Regions from separate parts of the Homo sapiens genome. Here region 1 is linked to region 2. Evidence: read pairs that join two places in POLR2A ChIA-PET (ENCODE). Cell type or tissue: MCF 10A. All regions are shown on one strand. Links, peaks and the distances in the headings refer to the core of each region. The heading gives the core; the rest is flanking DNA.

What was found. ChIA-PET counts read pairs that join two places held together with the same protein. Peaks named below come from ENCODE experiments on the same cell type or tissue, not always from the same donor. Only the 100,000 strongest peaks of a DNase experiment are listed, where the experiment ranks them.
Region 1: POLR2A ChIA-PET joins it to region 2 with 10 read pairs; 3 of 35 experiments call an interaction of 5 or more read pairs at or near these places.

What each region holds. Positions count from the first base shown.
Region 1 is chr4:74,403,559-74,414,053 of GRCh38, forward strand. No RefSeq gene overlaps it. Among named protein-coding and RNA genes, the nearest start is that of AREG, 36 kb to the right of the region's middle. RefSeq lists enhancers at 9,590-10,116, 10,117-10,495. In MCF 10A, for the core only: no CTCF peak of the experiment used is centred there; DNase peaks (open chromatin) are centred at 5,293 and 6,903.
Region 2 is chr4:74,468,722-74,479,216 of GRCh38, forward strand. No RefSeq gene overlaps it. Among named protein-coding and RNA genes, the nearest start is that of AREG, 29 kb to the left of the region's middle. In MCF 10A, for the core only: no CTCF peak of the experiment used is centred there; a DNase peak (open chromatin) is centred at 4,610.

The DNA of each region.
Region 1 (10,495 bases), core at 3,300-8,299, 64 kb before region 2:
TTGGATTAAGACAAATGATTCCTTTTAAAAGGCCAATGTAATAGAGGAGGTATAACCCATTAATCTATTAGCACCTTTAACTACATCAGCACACATTCATAAATCATATTAATGGAAAAAGGTGCCCCACCAGGAGAGGGATTTTAATGTGAAGAGAATGAAGGAAAAATGGAAAGTTATTGAAGATGATAATCCTGGCTAAGAAGCAAGAGTGTGAACAGTGAGAATTGAGGGGACAGAAGGAAGTCTTTAAAGGCCAGGGGGAAGCAATAAATAAAGAAAGGGATGCTGCCCAGAGATATGGAAGACATCAATATACAGCCTTCGGCTTTTTACCAGGTTTCTCAAATATAAGAAAATTCTGTAACTCATGTAATGAAGTTTATAAAGCTAGCCATATCATTTGTGTCTATCTATATTTCATCTTTTCTCTTCCTGGTAATAATGCTGCTTTCCCAAAGAGTAACAATATAAGTAGGGAGTAGCTTTGTGTTTGTTTGCTTGCTTTTTAAGTCAATGCTCAAGATATGTTGGTTAAAAGGGGCAAATGTTCACATGGTAAACTAAATTCATTAATATATCATTCAACGGGTCAGGAGTAGGGTAATTCAGTACCGCAGGTCCTCTAATAGCATCATCATTTTGTTATAAAATTGATGAAAAAAATAATTCCTGGCAGAGGCCACTGTCTGTGTGGAGTGTGCATGTTCTCCCCAGGACTCTGTGGGTATTCTCTGGATACTCCAGGTTCCTTCTAGCTCCCAAACTAGAGCATGGTAGGTGAATTGGGTGCCTACATTGTCCCAGTCTGAGTGTGTGTATATGTGTGTGTGTGTGTATGTGTGCCCTGCATGGAATGACCAAGGCGGGATCCTGCCTTGCCCCTGAGCTGCTGAGAGAGGCTCCAGCCACCTGCTACCCTGAACTGGAATAAGTGGGTTGGGAAATGAATGAACACAACGTATTGTCAAATAAAAATTTGTAAAGTAGGCGGCGATCATACAAATACTCAGCAATAAACATTGCAGTAAGGAAGTAGAAGCACTCAGAGGGCCGGCCGCATTGGTGATTGTTTTTGAACCATGTGGTGGTAGGAGATGCTCCGGACAATTTTCTCTTTGCAAATAAGTATTGCTTAATTTAACTCTCCACCACTACGGCCTCTGTCACTCACTGATTCACCACAAATTTAGTAAATAATTATCTTACTTGCTTTTATTAATCTTTATTTTAAACATGTGTATAGCTCACATTTATTTCAATATTTAATATTAGAAGTGCTTTGTTTCTTACTTAGAAGTATGGTGATGTTTTTATGACCAGAAATATGCCATAGGAACTTAACTCTTGTTTCTATCAATTAGCCAATGGTAATATTGTTTTCATTATAAATCATTTTGCCTAAAGTCACAGTTTTCAATAACTCATCAACCACATTGAGGACTTACTGTGTATAGCATGTTGTAAAATTGATCTGCATAAACTACTAATAAGAATATTAACACTTTAATGGGCAGAAGATTAATTCACTTAATTTTCTGAAGTTAAATTTACTTAACCACAACTTTGTTAAATAAGCACACATTTGCTCTGTCAATGTTCACCATTGAAAGTCCAGAAACACACATGTAGTCAAAAAAAATCCATGTGTATCAACAGTGCTGCTGTGGTAACAAGAAATAACCACAGGGCATTTTTGGTAAGATGGAGTAGGAAAGGGCGCATCATAGAGTTCGGTTCTGTGCTGGATGATTTTGCAGGAGATTAAGGAAGTAAGGCTTTGTTCTGGATTGAGTACTGTCAGAAGGCATGGGAAGTTCAATAATTAGGTATTTAAAAAATTTTTATTTAAGAGGCATTAGGAAGGATTAGGAGCTCAGGTGTCATCAGTAAAGAAACAACAGCCACTCATGTTTGCTGGGAGAGGAGGGTATTTGGTTATTTTAGCGATTGTGTTGCATCCCTGTCTCTGTGCTTGCAATTATTGGGCAGTGGTTTTGTTTTTAAGTTCTACTGTGGTGGTGAAGTGGCCCTGTTTGGCCCTTCTTGGTATTCTGTGAGTATAGTTTTTATTCAGTGGGGAATACTATGGTCTAGCTGTCAGTTTCAAGAGCTGTTTTATTTTGTTTTTTCTTTCTCAGATCATTTATTTCCACATTCAACAAATATAAGTTTCTGGATGCGTCTGGCATTGTGTGACATTCAAGAAATAGATTGGAAAACAAGACAGCCAGGTGCAGCTCAACTAGCATAAAATGATCAAGGGTATGACTTTGTACTTCAAGTGCCCAGATTTAACTCCTGGCTTTATCACTTACTGTCTCCCTGTGTCAGTTATTAAATAATACTAATTTTCAGTTACCCATCTGTAAATGGAAATAATAATAGTACCTCCCTCAGGAAATTGTTACTGATATTAAATAGGTGTTAATTATAATCATCATCATCACTAGGGAAGACAGCTATTAGATAACAAATCATAAAGCCATTAAATGTTACGAAAGAGAAACCACAGACTGATATGGTAGTATATATATATATCAGAGGGACCTAAACACCTCTAGAGGAATCAGGGAAATATTCCCCAAAAAGAATGCTTAAAGCCCTGAGTACAGGCCGGGCACGGTGGCTCACACCTGTAATCCCAGCACTTTGGGAAGTAGAGGTGGGTGGATCACGAGATCAGGAGTTCGAGACCAGCCTGACCAAAATGGTGAAATCCTATCTTTACCAAAAATATAAAAAAATTAGCTGCGCGTGGTGGTGGGTGCCTGCAATACCAGCTACTTGCGAGGCTGAGACAGGAGAATTGCTTGAACCTGGGAGGCAGAGGTTGCAATGAGCTGAGATCGTGCCACTGCACCCCAACCTGGGCGACACGAGCAAAACTCCTTCTAAAAAACAAACAAACAAAAAAACTCGAGTACATTTTAGATTTTAGTTAAGCGGAAGGAGTGACTAGAGGTGTTTTCTCTCCAGGTAAAAGAGGGAATCTGAGCAAACACCCTGAGATGGAAGAACACAAGTCACATTTGAAGTCCTGGAGGAAATCCTGTAAGATAAGTCTGGATTTTAAGGACCAGATAGGCCGGGCGTGGTGGCTCACGCCTGTAATCCCAGCTCTTTGGGAGGCCGAGGCGGGCTGATCATCTGAGGTTGGGAGTTGGAGACCAGCCTGCTGACCAAAACGTAGAAACCCCATCTCTACTAAAAATACAAAATTAGCTGGGCATGGTGGCACATGCCTGTAATCCCAGCTACTTGGGAGGCTGAGGCAGGAGAATCGCTTGAACCCGGGAGGCGGAGGTTGTGGTGAACCGAGATCATGCCATTGCACTCCAGCCTGGCCAACAAGAGCAAAACTCTGACTCAAAAAAAACAAAACAACAACAACAACAACAACAAAAACAAGAAAAAAAGGAGTAAGGAGCAGATAGTGGGAGATTAGACTGGTGAAATGAGCAGAGCCAAATTAAGCAGGACTTTAAGGTCATATTAGAGATTCTCAACTATGTCCAAAAAAGAGCAGCAAGACACCAATAATAACAGCGTCCTCCCTCACCCCACACCCTTTCCAGGAGCCACTGCTCCGTAGCCACACTAAGGGGCTTGATTTTTCATCCTTTATTCCCCTCTCTGACTCCCAGACATGCTCCCAATGAGGATGAAAGGGTTTGGATTGTTAGTTCTGTCGACCAGGAAGGCCCTGATTTGTGCTCAGTGCTGGTGGGGGTGGGGGTGGGAGATTTATTTAAAAAGAAGAGGAAAGAAAAAAAGAGATCTCTATAGGCAAGTTAGCTTTTCAAAGTTTCAAATAATAGAATATATGCCATGTGTTTCTTTTATCTCTTTATCCAGGTATGTTTGACATTATATTTTAGATTTGGATTTAAGAGTCTAGTATTCCATGGATTTTCTTTTATCCGATGCCCAGAGATTTTTAATTTTTTTCAATGTCTTCAATGCATTCAGCTTCTAAGTAATCTAATTGATGTGGGATTATTAGTGTGCAGACGAATAGACTAAAATATAGATGTAGATTTTTTTCAAATTACATATTTACATCTATAAAAATCAACTCAATGAAAAATGTTAAAAGTATAGAATTACTTATAAATAATTCTTGTTTGTGACTCCTTAAAATTAGTATAATTTTCTCCCCTAACTTCAAGGATTGTGATAAGAATTACATGGAATAACATATCTAACGGATATTCACTCTATGTGTATATTACCTTCCCTTCTGCCAAAAGGACTGTTCTTAGGAGAAGCCAAGACTAACCACATGGAGCTGACCCATTTAATCTGTATCTTTCATCTTCCTCAGTTTGATTTGGAATTTGTCAGTGGTAGGATACTAATGGAGTTGATATTTTTGGCTACAATTAGAGTATATGCAAGAAGGTTAAGCAAAAGCACCAGTAAATGCAAAGTTGTTTTGGATTCCATTTCTCTTTGAACTGTGTCCAAAAAAGAGCAATCAAACACCAATGCACTTCCCAGTGAAAATCTATGCAGTTATGAGTCCACAATAACTTGTCAGACTTTGTCTAGGTGGAGCTGAGCTGAAAAAATAAATCTAAAAAAATAAACTGCCCTAGGCTACCATTCCTGTGATTTATTTGAATGAAAACACAAAATTATCTGAATGCATAAGGAAATTATTATATTAAGTGATCTAAATAAGAAGAATTCAATGTCTGGAGAGGAGATGACTGTTTTTTTTCAAAAGCACCAGAATTCCTGCTGACATCACTTAGAATCATTAGTCTTCCTATAATTATTTCACCTTCTCTTTAACCTTGTGTTCATGCCTCCATTTGTCTACATTTTTGTCTTAACTGGACAAAAATCACACAAACTCTTTCAAAGTTGTAAAACCAGCATATTATTATTTAGATTTTTACCAACTTGAAAATCCAGTTGGTAATTTTGTCTTTAAATGGGAGGTATCTGAATTTTTGAATAAAATTCAGTTTTGCAATATTTTACTTTTATAAACAGCAATAAAATGCATCAGAAAGATCCATTTATATCAATAGTTCTGAGAAACACATACTCTAAGAAATTTCCAGATGGTATCATGGATTATACAACAGAAGTATTCATGAGCAAGCCAGAATTGAAATAACACAATGTCTTGTTTTACCTATGTGACATGTACATGAGGTAAATAAATTTTCTTCCCATATGGTGGTTTGTATAGGTGGGGACATTGTTTGAAATGATCACACATACTTGCACGCTATTCATGCCTGGGCTTTTTTCACTGAAGAGGAATGACTAAGTGTGACTACAGCAGCTCACGAGGCCAAGAATTCCAGGAAAGTCTTCTTGCCTGCCCAGGTGCAATCTGTCATTGGTTCAGGGATAGAAATCCTTTCTGATCATCTTCATAACCCCCGGCAACTCAGAAAAGTTAGTTAAACAAGTAGTCTCTCAAATTGGATATTAGTTATCCCAAGATGGCCAGCAAACAATAGCCAGTGGCAAAAACACGTGACTGATTTTGCCATATATTCCTCACAAATATAACTTTATATAATCCCTTAACCCTGTGGGTATCAGTCCCGGCTACACATTACTATCAAATTTAGACTTAAAAAATGTCTATGCCCAGGCCCTACTCTAGACAAATTAATCAGAATTTCTTAGAATGAGATTTGGTGTTTAAAATCTCCTCATGATGTTTATATGCAGACATGGCTGGGAACAGTGGCCTCAAACAATGGAATCACTTAGTGAACTTTATAAAGTAGAAATACTTGGGTTCCACCCCCAAGGATTCAGACTTAATGGTGTGGAATGTGGCCTGAACATGAAGAGTTTTAAAAACTCCACAGATGATTCCAATATGCAGCAAGGCCAAGATGACCTTATAGATGTCTGCCTCCTCTCTTTACAGATCTGTAGAAATCTAGGAAGAAGAAGGCTCTTAAAGCAGTGGCTCCAATATGGGGTCCCTTGAGAAGCAACAGAGATATTTATAACTATAATAATTCTTCACATTTATTTTATATTCAGTATATTTCATAGTGTTTTCCAAGGCATCACATCATATTGAATAATCAGTATGGAAATATTTTATTCTTTATTATTATTTAATTTTATTATTTTTTCAGAAGCAGGGTCTTGCTCTGTCCCCAGGCTAGAGGGCAGTGGAACCATCATAGCTTACTGCAGCCTTGAACTCCTGGGCTCAAGCTATCCTCCCACCTCAGCATCCTGAGTAGCTGGGACTATAGGCACAAGCCACCATGTCTGGCTAATTTTTTTTTTTTTTTTTAGAGACAGTGTCTCACTGTGTTGCTCAGGCTGGTCTTGAATTCCTGGGCTCAACGATCCTTCCCCTTCGGCCTCCCAAAGTGCTGGGATTACGGGCATAAACCATGGCACCCAGCCTGGAAATATTTTTTAATTAATCTAAAAAAATGCAAAACTGATACCTCTCTAATGTTGCCTATTACGTTCTTGTATCTACTAGAGTTTAACTCATACATAACTTCTCTAATAAACTACAAGTTGTTTAAGGTTAATTTCTATATCATATTATCTTTATATACTGTACAAGTGTTCCATAAATGTTTTAATCTGATAAATGTTCAGTCAGTTTCTCTTGAATGAAAGATCGAATAATTCTGTTTGCTCCGATGAATACTATTAAGCATCTCCTCTGGGCTGTCTGACGCAGGCCCTCTAAATACAGTGGACTTTAAAGCTCCTAGCTCCTGTTTTTAAGGAGCTTACACTACAGGAAATGTATGAAATACTGAGATCTCAACTTCCAGGACGAATCCATGCCTCACATCTGTACTGACATGCCGTAGCAGAGCTCCTGGACTGGCATGAACCAAAAAAAAAAACAGGAGACATATGCCTTTCTCTTGACTAACAGACAATCAAGAATCAGCCTGTCTTAGATTGTTGCAATCTTTCTATCATTTTAAATCAACAGCTTCCTATTACTTTGAGCTTCCTCACACAAGAGACTTAAGCACCACAACCAAAGGAATGCATTAGCAATGCTTAGAACAAAAACCTGAAGTCTTAGCAGATGATGCAAATGCCTCAGGATGTCATGTAATCTATATTCAATCTCTTCATAGGAGAGATTGTACCTGAGTCTTTTATTTCTACTGGTGATTTACACCTGCAATATTTAAGATGAAGATATGTGCCAGGGAGATGTCTCAGCATGCATGAGTTTAAAAAGCAATTAAAATAAAACTGTATGTGTGCATGTATAATAATCACCCATCAGCAACTCTAAGAAGAATAAGGGTGGCTTTCCCTTAGGTTAGGTAAAATTGAAAAAGTGGCTAAGGAAACCCTCAAAAAGCCTGCTGTTAATCCAAGCTCTTGTACTCCCACAACGTGCTCCAGTGTCAGAGCTCATTTATCATCCTTTTAAGCAAAGATCTAACGAGTGCTGCACTCCCTTTGCAAGAAAAACAGGGCATCATCAGAGAGACTGATGGAAACTATAACCTGATTTGAAAAGCAGCCTCATTGGCCTTTATGATTTCAAGACTGTCCTAGGGAAGGAGGGGAAGAAGTGAAAAATCATACATCCCCCTAACCTTACTCCAAGTTGCATCCTGATTCACAGGCACCTTGTCTGCAGGGTAGACCAGGTAAGACTTGGCCAAAAATAAATGTGCTTATAGCTACTAAATTCTACTTTGGATTTTACAGTTTAATTTCATTGGATTTTGTGATCCAAACATCTTTTATTTTCACAGCCAGGCCGAATGGGAAAATGGCAGTGATACTGTTAAAAAAAACTCTGCACTTCGGCTTGGCGCGGTGGCTCATGCCTGTAATCCCAGCACTTTGGGAGGGCGAGGCGGGCAGATCATGAAGTCAAGAGATCAAGATCATCCTGGCTGACACGGTGAAACCCCATCTCTACTAAAAATACGAAAAATTAGCTGGGCGTGGTGGCAGGCACCTGTGGTCCCAGCTACTCAGGAGGCTGAGGCAGGAGAATTGCTTGAACCCGGGAGGTGGAGGTTGCAGTGAGCCGAGATCGTACCATTGCACTCCAGCCTGGGCCACAAAGCGAGACTCCGTCTCAAAAAAAAAAAAAAAAACAAAAAACAATAACAAACAACAGCAAAACTCTGTGCTTCGCATGAAGCCAAGGTAATAGTCAATGTAAACACCCCATTGAAGAATTAACATTATGCTGGGATGTAGGGTGGGAATGAGAGGGAAGGTTATTTTGAGTTTTTAGTCCAAATATAAAAGTGATTTATATGGATAAAAAATGTTAGTCTGCTTTTAAGTTCAACTTCAGTAGAATTATTTATTATAATAGCCATAATTATTTTTAAAAGCACCTTGAAAAAATTTCAGTGTGGCAATCATTTAACCAAATTACTGAGGCAAGAATCTCAGAGTCTAATCTAAAATTAGTGGGCTTTTTTTGTTAATATTTCTTACCATGTTTCTACAAATGTTCATCTTAGGTTTATTGTGTTTCAAAAACAATAGACATCACCCAATACCTTATTACCCTTTTGAAATGAGGTAATAAAAAGAGCTAATTGCTGGGGAGGAAAAAACTAAACCCTGAATATTCAAACAGCTGATCTACATTAGGTGTCAGTTTCCTTTTCTAAGGCAAAACAAGATGATGATCCACTAACTGCTTTTAAAGATTGTAAACTCACTAACAGGATATAATCATCTTGGCATGAAGATTGCATAGAGGAGAATTTGGTTACTACTAAATAGTTAAGATGAAAATATCAGCTGATACTTGATATAAAGGCAAGATAAGTTTTATTGAAAGCACATTTCTGCATTGCAAATATTAACATTTGAAGGGATAAATAGTTATTTTGTTTTATATTACTCAGCATTTTATTATTCAGAATTCTCTACTAATTGGCACTTCTGAAAATTTCCAGTACAAGGGTAGTTATTAATCATTATTACAACCCTGGAATACTGAAGCATTGCAAAACATTATTTTAAAACTAAGCATATTGTATACTCTAGTACTACTTGAAAATAAACAATACTTATGTAATTCATGTTTAGCATATCTTAATTAACCATAACACTATTCCCTAAGAATTCCAGATATAAGGCTTCTTATAAAATATATCTGTTTGAAGAATTTCCCCTTAAGTAACATTAGTTGAAAAAGATTTTTTGTCATTGAGGCCAGTTAGTAAAGTAAGTTACATGGAAGAAAAATTATTAAGTATTGGTCTCAGACTTCAAGTGGCAATGAATTTGACATCATTGGTTTCACTTGTCCATCAATTTCCAGGTATTATAGATAGTTTCTCATTAAGGTTGGTCCTTTTTGACTTGTCTGTGAATTTTGCATTTGGAGAATAATATTTTACAGCACCATTATGGAATTGAAGCACAGATGTGCAATGGGGGAAGTGCTTACAAACTATAAGAGTTGTAAGACCTCACTCACTAAAGGCATTAAAATGGCATTTTTTTCAAAGTATAGTCCTTGGGCCACTTGCATCAGTAATCACCTGGGGTGTTTCTTGCACATGTGAATTCCTGGGCTCCACTCTAGATCAAATGAGTCAAAATCTTGTCACAGGAATGGATGTTTTTATTAAGTGTCTCAGTTGATTCTTAACTCAGGCTAAAGACTAAAAATATTTGCCTTAAATGACATTTTTCATAATTTTTAAGATGAAAGTGCTATAAAAACTGGAACTACTAAAATATTTAGACTCTTTCTGACTAACATGACTGTCTCTGATGGAGCTGTATCAATAATATGCCTTATGGAGCCTCTAAGAAACTTTTCCAAAGTTACATGGTGATGATGATGGTGATGGTGGTAGTGATACTGATGACTATGGTGATGATGACAGTGGCAATGGTGATAATGGTGATTATAATGGTGGTGAGGGTAGTGATGATGATGAGAATAAGAATGGTGATGATGATGGTGATGATGGAATCACATTAATTTTGACCAGGCTGACTCCTTTTCTTTCCTTTGCCTTGCCTTGCCTTGACCTGCCTTGCCTTGCTTTGACCTGCCTTGCCTTGCCTTGACCTGCCTTGCCTTGCCTTGCCTTGCCCTGCCTTGCCCTGCCTTGCCTTGCCTTGCCTTGCCTTGCCCTGCCTTGCCCTGCCTTGCCCTGCCTTGCCTTGCCTTGCCTTGCCTTGCCTTGGTGCCATCTTGGCTCACTGCAACCTCTGCCTCCCAGGTTCAAGTGATTCTCCTGCCTCAGCCTACCGAGTAGCTGGGATTACAGGTACCTGCCACCACACATGGCTAATTTTTTTTTTTTTTTTAAGTAGAGATGGGGTTTCACCATGTTGGCTGGGCTGGTATCAAACTCCTGGCCTCAAGTGATCCGCCTGCCTCAGCCTTGCAAAGTGCTGGGACTACAGGGATGAGCCACTGGCCACTGTGCCTGGCCTCGCTGACTCTTGAAAAAATTAAATACAAGGCTCATTTCAGAGCCTTTGCACTTATGTTCCCACTGCCTAGATTTTAAAT
Region 2 (10,495 bases), core at 1,977-6,976:
AGTCTACTTAGAGGGCCTTTAAAATACATATCATTAATTCCCTATAGACAACTAGAAAATCTAAAAATCCCCCAAATCAACATTTTTTCTTTATTTGTATTAGTGAAAATATTTACTTATTTCATTGCAGAAACAACAATGAATGATTTTTCTTGTAACCCAGTCCCAACTAGAGATATTATGAAATTTATGGAATATGTAAGAATTTTACCTATCTAAAATCAGAAAAATTTGGTTCCAAAATTTTTGATAAGTGATTGTGGACTTGTATTATTACAAGCAAAAGGATGAAAGCATAGCAACAATGGTAATTCAGGCACATCTAAAAGTTTTTTTTTTCCTTGATAGTTCATTATAACTAAACCACTATGGTCTGTAGTGGCCTGCTGGGAATCTCTATTCTTAGCCCAGTGGTGCTCAAACTTCTCATTTAAAATTTTCCTTATAAACTGCATCTCATTCCTTTAAAAATCCTCATTTGTTTAAAAATATTCCATATTTTAGACAATGTGTGGGCTGTTGGCCCTTGAATGCTGGTGCTATCAGCATGGGCTGATTCTAGCCAGAGACCCTTTCTAGGCTGTGGAAATCAATCCAATATGCTGGGCACTGAAGCTACCATCCCAAACTTTCTCTTGTCTCCTGAAGGCATTTGACCTTCAAGACAAATAGGCCTGGTGCAAAAGAGTGGTGCAATAACCAAAGGTCCTTCTGCCAAGAACCCCAGCTTGGCCCTTAAGCCCACAGGGGTTTCACTGGGAAAGTCTGGTTTGTTCGATTAAAGGTCCAACCCTGCAGCAGTTCTGGGCCCCCTGGCACAGGCTTCCTGTCTCTGGTCATGTCCACCACAAACTCTTGTTTTTCAAATTCTGTTTGTTACCATATCTTAAATTTTTTTCTAATCAAACTTTTCTTCAAAATAAGTCTCTATCTTAAACTACATGAACTCTTTAGCCGTCTTGTCACATTTAACAGTCCGATGACTGAACGATGGCTTTGGCAATTGTAGCATTTTTCTGGATCGTCAGGTGCCCGGACAGTAAGGTACAATTGCACATGGTTAGGTGTATATGGCCGTGCATTGCCTATCATTTATATATACTATGTGGCTCCCAAAAACTTCTGTTCTGGATGGTACTTTCCTCCAAGGAGTTTCATTTACGTACCTCAAAGATGTATTTGAGCCCATCCAAAGCTAGTAAGAAAGCTCTACTCTAAATAATACACATTTCTACCCAAAATGAAGCACCATGACTTTCTATTCCCTTCTGCTGTTACTTCAAGGCTTTTAGGCTCCCCTTGAAGCACAGTGGGACTACAGGGTGGAACATAATGCAAGATGCCACTGCAGGGGTGAGGAGGGGGCACTTTCTGGGAACTACAAAAGACTAGAGAAAATGAGCCTCCATTTGTTTGTTGTCTAGTCTCACCTCAAATAAAGTGACAATATTACATCTCATAATTTACTAAGACAATTCTTAAAGAATAAATGATACATCAACTGTATAAAAAAGGCCAAAAAAAATCTTATTCCACTCAATTTAGCATATATTGAATACCTACTCTACACCAGATGCCCTGATAGAGAGTAAAGTTACACGAAAGCAGTGTAGAGTTTAATGTTCCATTTCATAAAAACACTCCTGAATTTCCATGCATTTAATTTTCATCCTTTATTTTCATGCATTAGAAACTGAATTCTTAAACTAGTTTTAATAAACCTTACTTGAACCTTCATGCACCAATACATACACATTTCAAGTCATTATGTGGCAGAGCTTCCTATCAACCAAGAATTCAGTTGGAGACTATTGTGTTCTTTGTTAGTACGACAGTTTTTATTTGTGCCATTACTTAAATATTTTACTGTAGTTGTTTTCAAACATGACATTGGGAAGTGCATCTGAATTATATCGTGAGTTGAGGTGAGGGCAATTCGATTAGGTTCTATGTCTTCCACTCCCATTGCAATTAGAAATCTCTGCTTCTGTGTGTGTTGAATTGGACTTCTAAGAAGGTTCTCATCAGAATAAACTCTGTATAACTTCAAAACAATAAAAAATCACTAATAGAATTTTATATTTCTATCATTGTCTCATAAAATAAATGGAAATAGAAAAGTAGAAACACAAATAACTTCATATAATTAAGTCATAGATACACATTAATAGACTGCCAAAGTGACAAGTTTTTAATCCTCGTCAGACACATATTGTGATTACTTTCATTTGGGAAAGGAAAGAACAGAAGTAACAAGTACCATCAAAATTATTTGAAAAAAGTGACAAAATTATGGATTTTGAGATGTTTCACTTTCTGGACAGTAACTCTTCCCACGAGGCATGTAAGCTCTATTTGACATTGGCATTTTCAATCTCCTTTAAAGCTAAAGTAGGGAATACTTGTACGAGGTTAACAGAAAAATGAATCAAAATTATCCCTATTAAAAACCTATCTTCTTTTCAGTGGAAGAAAATCATTTTTTTTTTTCTTGGGGATGATGCCCCAGAAGGCATGACTCCCCTCTGGGAGTTCATGGATCTGTGATCTTTCTGGGGAATCACTGACAATTAACACGCCTCTGGGAAGCAAGACCTATATAAGAGAGAGGTGAAGGGAGGGGCCTTCCTAATTGAAAAGCCCAGAGATCTAGCTAGACACTTCAGGGAAATGTACTGTTTGAACTTGTTCTGGGAGGGCCAGCTGATCAGTTAGATTACCTTTTGACACACAACAAAAGCTCTTTAGGGTAGAACTGCAGGCTCTGGGTAGAGCTTCCCATTTAAAAGCAAAGATTGCCTGTGGCATTGGGGCACACCCAAGTCTTCTGACAACTAGCTACCAAGCTCTAGAGCATGACAAAAATAAGGGGATGGAGAATAGGAAATTTGACAAACATTATGGAACAGGGATGAGGTAGAGGGAGTTGTGAAAAGAAGGGTGGGTGAGAGAGGGAAAGCTGGAAGGAAAGGGATCACTAGGAGGGAAGGATGGGTTCAGAGAAAATTTAACCAAATTTAATGAAACATTAACTATAAACTAATGCTTGTTGCTCACTGTGTGGTGGGGACACTTGAGAGTTTGTTAGGAGCACAGGATCTGAGACCCCAATGCAGATGTAATGAATCTGCATTTGAACACAATCTCCAGGAGAATACTGTTCACATTTTGTTTGAGAACCACTGCTAACACAGCTGTCTGAGAAATGGGCTGTGGAGACTCACAGGAAGAAACTGCTATGGGTTGAATTGAAAAGACCATAAATTTTAAAAAAGTTAAACTTCTAAAATATTGTTTGAAAGTATTCAAATAAAGGTGTTATCTCATACAAAACATATACCCTCCTACTATATCTTGCTATGTTAGGTTAGGCAGAACAATACATTGATTGAAACTTGAAAAATTCTGGAAAACAGAATTAACAAACAGCACACCATGAGGTGACACTGAGTATGTCTTTAGTGAATTGATATAAATAAGCAATAATCAATAAGTAATGATGAAACTGAATTGAGTTGACTGCTAAGGAGCCAATTTAAATCAGATATGAAAACTTTCTTGTTTGTTCACAGCTTAGAATAATAAAGTAAGTTACATTCGTGGAGGATAAACCATATTCCAGGCACTTCTCTATATGTATTATCTTATTTAGTCATTATTATACTATGAGTAGGTGTAATTATTCCCTGTCTACAGATGAGGAGGAAGATTAGGCTGTAGAGGACTTAAGCAATTTAAGCAAGATACCATAGCTAACAATAATGGTAAAGCTGAGCACTGTACCTTGCAATCTAATCCCAGAACATGTGTCTTTAGCAACTACATACTGCCATCCATGAGAAAGGAATCAAAATGCCCAGCCTAGCACCATAGTGGAGGGAAGTTTGGCTCAAAAGAATATACTCCAAGACCATATAGAGTGCAAAATAGCCTTTTTAGCAAAAAACTCACTGGCGATTCAGCTGACACAGAGTATTGTTTCTGTGACTATGTTCTAGGTAGTTTTTTAGAGGTGTAGCCCTTGTATTTATCCACTGGCATTGGCCTTTGGGTTCATGTGTTGAAATGGCCCTCCTCGGCTCCCCCACTATATCTTCATCATTGTTTGCTTCTGGCAATATTGGTTTAGCATCTTCTGAGCAATTGATGGATGGCTGGTTTATTTTTCTTCAAAAGGCCTTGCTGTTGGGATAGCTTAGAGGTCTTATCCCCACTTTCTGTTGCCCAGAATATTCCTGTCTGCAGGTATGTCATCCTACGAGTTATCACCATTGATAGAATCCCAGCACACAAATTTGTCATATGCAACATAATATCATGTCACAAAATGTCATATTCCTTACTTTAAGGAATTCAAGGAATTAAGCATTCTTTTCCAGGCACTACTTTTGACTCTTCTTCCAGCATAGGACCCCATTTAGCTAATATTTTGAATATATCTTCTTAGGGCACTCTACTTGCTAGACTTAGGTTGAGCACTTCCTTTCAAGGGACTAGGTCCTTTGTGAAGTGCGGATAACTTCCTTTCTGAGCACGGGTACATTTCTTTACTCTCAGATCAAGTTGTTCTATTCATAGGCATGTCAGATCTTTCATAATCAGAGCCGTGCTGACTAAGCCATGCTGGAATTCAGTCAGGGAAAAGAGAATCAGCTGAAATGAAGTTGCTCCAAGGGGGTTGGACGAGATGAATATTGACTGCAGGAAGCAGGGTCTGGGAGAAACTTGGCCTCTAGATTCAGGTCTAGTCTCTATATCCCTGTCCATGTCTCTGTTAGGAAATGATGGGTAGGACTGAGAAACTTTGGGACATTTATTGCTCTCAGCAAGCCAAGAACCCAGGGCCATAAGCAAAGACTTGAGCTGAGGCAGGTTAGATGAGGGCATGTTGCCCTGTTTTAACAACCTGTCAACAACTTAAGGGGAATTACAGAACATTTTGTCTGTTTGTTTAAATTTTTTTTCAGAAAAGATGCTATCTTTGAGAGTGCTTGAGCTTTTTCTCCAGGACCTCTTCATTTCTCCACATATTTTTTCTTCAGAGATGGCCTCTCCTTTCCAGGTTACCCCGCTTACCTCAGGCTTGGGCTGTTTTCTCCTCTTGGAGGTCACCACATCACTCTAATTTTCTTCTGTGACAATCTGTCCATACATCTTAGTGTTAGGATGGCATCTCAACCAACATTTCCCTAACAGAACTCATTACCTTTATTCCTCAACCTGCTGTGCTTCTAATTTACATTTATTGCTTAAAACATCTCCCTCTCTCTTCTCCTTTCTTTACTGAATATCTAATAGTACTGAATCTACCTGAATAAAACTTCTTACATTGGTTGGTTTTCTATTTTTCATTCTCTGCTATTACTTAGCTCTAATTAGCACTTGTTTAAACAGTTGCAAAGCCTTTCTTTCATGAATTTCCTGCATTTCAACAGTTCATTACTTTCCTCTCCCATTAATGTTTCATAGAATTGCCTGATTAATATTACTGGAACAAATCACTGGTCATATAATTTTGCTCTTTAAATATCCAATGTCATTATTCTCTTTTATTTCCTAAATGACCACCCATTCCTGCATACTCATTATTCCCTGGAAACATGAAGTGGACACATAATCCTGGGAGTAGCTTCCAATATTACTTCTGAGATGCACCCTTTCTTTTCCTATAGATGAGATCCCCTGTCTATTCCCCTCACTACCACTGCTCAGCAACTTCTACATAGTAGGGAGTTTTTAAGCACATTAAGTTTGTGAGTCAAGGCCAAGTTCCCATCCTCAGCTACCTCCATGTGTTTAGGATGATCTGGCTCCCAGAATCAAAACACTGCTCCTTACTCAGTACTCAAGCATGCCTACAAGTTCCTCTTTTAAAAGACGGTTTTCCAAGACAAGTCTAGTCTATAACAGTAGTACTGGATCGATGTGAGGAATTAACCTCAGCCCATCTATCCAGCAATCTTCTAAGGTGTCTTACCACGATTTCTATTTTAATAAGAGACCCAGAAATATTCTTGGCACCTTTATCCCTCCCCTTCCCTCCAGGAAATGCTGTCATTGAGGTACTGACCAGCCCAGATGTAGTGTTCCCACACTGTCAGGCAATGAATCATGAAAGGAACCAAAAAAGTTTTTCTGCAGTCACACTCCAACTGGAGCCTTGTGCATACATCCAAGCCTATTAGTATCATAGTTAACCATTAATTATATCAATAACATGAAATCGATGAGCTGCCACAGGAGGAAATGCATTCCTAAAGCAGGAGGGTGGGTATAGAAAGTGTGGGTGAGAAGATGGGGAGAGAGAAAAATCCTGTGATCTTTATGGTTTTATATATGTAATTAAGGCTCCTTTAAATCTGGGCAACTTGGCAGCTTAGGTTGATCTCTTTACCTTGCCAACTAAAATGTTCTGTAATTCCCCTTAAGTTGTTGACAGGTTGTTAAAACAGGGCAACATGCCCTCATCTAACCTGCCTCAGCTCAAGTCTTTGCTTATGGCCCTGGGTTCTTGGCTTTGCCAGGAGAAGGTGTGGCTTTGGGAGAGTGCACCAAGTTCACAATCTTGCAGTCATTGTATACAAGGCATCAAGGAGGCTGTGCTCCTGTGCATGAGTACAATAAGCAGGGCCTGGCACTGGTAGGTCAGAGGCATGCCGTCTTTAAACCTGATAAAGTTCATGAGACTGCAAAAAGAATATTAGAGAGGAAAAAAGAAAAAGAGGTCAGAGGCTCTGTGAGCTATGATTTCTCTATTTGGGTGCATTTATATATGCTTGTACAGCAAATGTCACTCTGGACTGGGAGCTGTACAACTCCAGCAGGTTTGGCTGTGGTCCAGTCATCATTTAATTTGAGAATTTGTAGTGATGGCTTAATGAGCTCTGTTGATGAAATGGTAATGGGTTTGCTGCAATAAAATTGGGGTCAATATGACAATCTTTTGAACATAAACATGCCAGCAAAGAAGAGAAAAGGAAGAATTAAAATTGCTTTATTTATTTTCTAAACAAAACTAAACAAGAGCCATATTTCAAATCCCTTTTCGCTGAAATTAAGAACATGTGAACAAAGCCTGCTCTAAAAGCTTACTCCAAACCCATGTACATTCATATAAGTTAATTTCCTTAGAATAAGAATACAAAATACATATATAATCCTAATATTAATAAGTCCCAAATTAAGTTACATTAGCATTAATACTTATCAGGGTAGCTACATAATTTATGGGGCCCAGTGCACAGTGAAAATCGGGGGGCTACTGGTTCAAAGCACAGGAAAGAATTTTCATTAAAGGAAATAAAATAAAAGATATGTTTTTGCAGTCTTTTCTTTGGCTTTTCATGGTGTTTTTAAATGTCCAAGTAAAAAAATTAATAAATTTATATTAGCTTGAATTTTACCATTCATCTTTATATTGTGCAATAAGTTTTAAATGCAAATGTAACATCATTTAGCTTGTATACAGAATCAATAATATTGCACGATTCTTACTTTGTAGTTCATATATGCATATGCATTTCTTTCTTCCCAGAATAGTAGAAACACTGGACATGACTAAACTAACTCACGTGTTTTTATTTTACTTCTTGATATGCACACATTCTACTAACTCTCTACCTTCTGCTTACTAATTAATAAGGAGATATTGAAAGGAAAGAACTGTGGTTTGTGCTATCCAATGGTTTCCTTACAGGTTATCATTGTCAGTGTAAGTAGTTTGCTAATACAGGAAATAAACATAAGAAGCAAAAGATAAATGCTGTATATTCTACTTGGACTCAAAGGTATCCCACATTTCAGCAGTCTAATTACAATTAAACAAAAACAAGAGTTGAAGTACAGAGAGCGAGACTCTCTTAAAAAAAAAAAGTACAATATTAGAACGGATATCACAGCCAGTATATGTATCACGAAAGTAGGCTGGGCACAGTGGCTCACCTCTGTAATCCCAGCACTTTGGGAGGCTGAGGCAGGTGGATCACCTGAGGTCAGGAGTTCGAGACCAGCCTGGCCAATATGTGAAACCCTGTCTCTGCTATTAAGTACAAAAATTAGCTGGGCATGGTGTTGGGCACCTGTAATCCCAGCTACTTGGAAGGCTGAGGCAGGAGAATCGCTTGAACCTGGAGGGTGGAGCTTGCTGTGAGCCGAGATCACGCCACTTCACTTCAGCCTGGGCATAAGAGCAAAACTCCATCTCAGAAAAAAAAAAAAAAAAAAAAAAAAAAAAGAAAGTAATATAGAGAATTAAAGAATTTCAGAAGAAAGAGAGAAAATGGAGAAGTGAGCAAATCAACATCGTCAGTAACACTGTTCTCATCAAATTCTCAATTAGAAAAAATAACAGTCTAGGTGAGGAAATTTGAATCTTGCGATTCAAATTTGGAAAAGTAAAGATGGAAATGTCAAGAGTAGGGATAACTAGGATAGAAAGATAGTGCTGGACCAGAATTCAAGATCTTAGCTAAGGCATTTTTGCTTAATATTATAACCATTGTTTTAATAAGAAAATAAGAAGAGCTACCATTTGGTGGTTTCCTATTTCATGCTAGGGACTGTGACTATCCCTTTATATGCGTTAACTAACTCCTCTAATCTTCATGACAAGCTGTAAGTTAGGTACTGTTAATCAGCCTCTTTTTGACAGAATAATAAATTATGTTAAATAACTTGCCCATGGGTTTCACAGCTGGTAAACAGAGGAGCCCGAGCATTTGAGGGTAAATAATTGGAGTATTCAGAGAAGAGGAATGACAGGATGTTACGGGGTTAAATCTATCAATACGCACTTAGAACCTATTGAGTGGCGCTTTCTGGAGGCAGCGGTTCAATCAGTGCAATATCGAAATCATATAGATGTAAAATTTTAAAAGTGTGCACTAGGGAGAAGCAATAGAAATGTGAAAGAAAGAGGGAGATAAAAGATAAAAAAAGAAATCATCAAGTTTGAGGGCTCTTGGCTAAGAGATAGCAAAGAATCAGATTGTTAGTTTATACCAGAAGTGGCAAAATCATGGTCCACTAGCTGAATTTGGTCTACAAACCTGCTTTCTGTGGAGAGCTGATTATAGGATTACTTGCCAAAATTTAAACTTTTAAAAAAAATTACATGAAAACATGAAACTTTGGTTAATTATTTGTTTTAAATAGAACAATTTGGGAATGTGGGTCCTCATTAAATTATGGTAGTTGTTAGCCTGAGTCCCCTTTAGTTAGTTCTTGCTTTCTCTACTTCAGAGTCCCACTTGGTATACTTCATTTCTTTATAGTATCTATGTGACCTTTATTAGCAGTATTTGAATTCTTAATAGCTGCCTATACATATGAATATCTTGTTGACAATATTTAATTAGATAATATATGTGAAAGTGCTTGGTAAATTATAATGTAGTATATAAATATATATAGCATTATTAAATTAATATAATCCTGACACACTTTATGAAGAAAAGGGCCAACCAACAATTTAGTAGAGTAAGGAATTTATCCTGAAGCATCAGCCCATCTTCTAAGTCTTTAATTTATTTGTGCATTTATGCACTTAATAGGTATCCATTGAGCACTGTACAAGATACTGAAACAACCAACATTTCAATCAACAACTTTTCATTGACCACTGAAAATCTCCTAAGTACTATAGGTATAATGGTGAAGAAGGTAGATAAAGCCCCTACTCTTAAGAAGTTTACAGACGATTGTAGAAGGAATAAAACCGAGGTAAGTAAGAGAAAAAAAAAATGAAGATAGCCACCTCTCCTCCCAAAATGATGAGATGATGTCAGGATATCAAAAAGTAAATGAGTAGTATAAAATAAAAAATAAGAGATAATGTCAGAAAAACACTATGAAGAAAATAGAACAGCAATAAAACAGAGTAATGTGATAGTGACTAGGGAGTGACACATTTAGATAAGAGTGGTCAAGGTCACCTGAGAAGGTGACAGCTGAGTTGAAATTTGAATGATGAGAAGGTGTCTTTGTACAAAAGGGCCAAAGGAGAGATCAAACTTGGTATGCTTAAGAAACAGAAAGATCAGTTTGGCTAGCTCTTGGTGAAGGATGGAGAAAGCTGTATGAGTTAAGGTTGGGGAGCTGGGCAAGGAAACATCATGCAAAGTTAAAAGACCCAGTTTCTCTGCCGAAGTAACTCATAATCTAGTTCAGAAGGCAGACATATAAATAAATGTTTACACTACACTACAGCATGATAAATGCTATGATAGCACCCCACACAGTTGATCAGTGAGTGTAGAGGATCAGCCATACCTCCTGGAACTTGACAAGGGTCTGTGATCTTCCCCCACCCTTGACCATCACTATACCCCTCAGTGCCCTTCTATAGTATGGCTCCAAAGCAACTACCAATGCCCATTAAATCTGAGTGTCCCTCTGAACTGGCAAGCAAAGAATTGGGCTCATTGCCTGTAAATCACTTTGAGCTCTTGGGAAGAAAGGCACTTGGTAAACAAGGACTGGGATTATCTCACTGCTT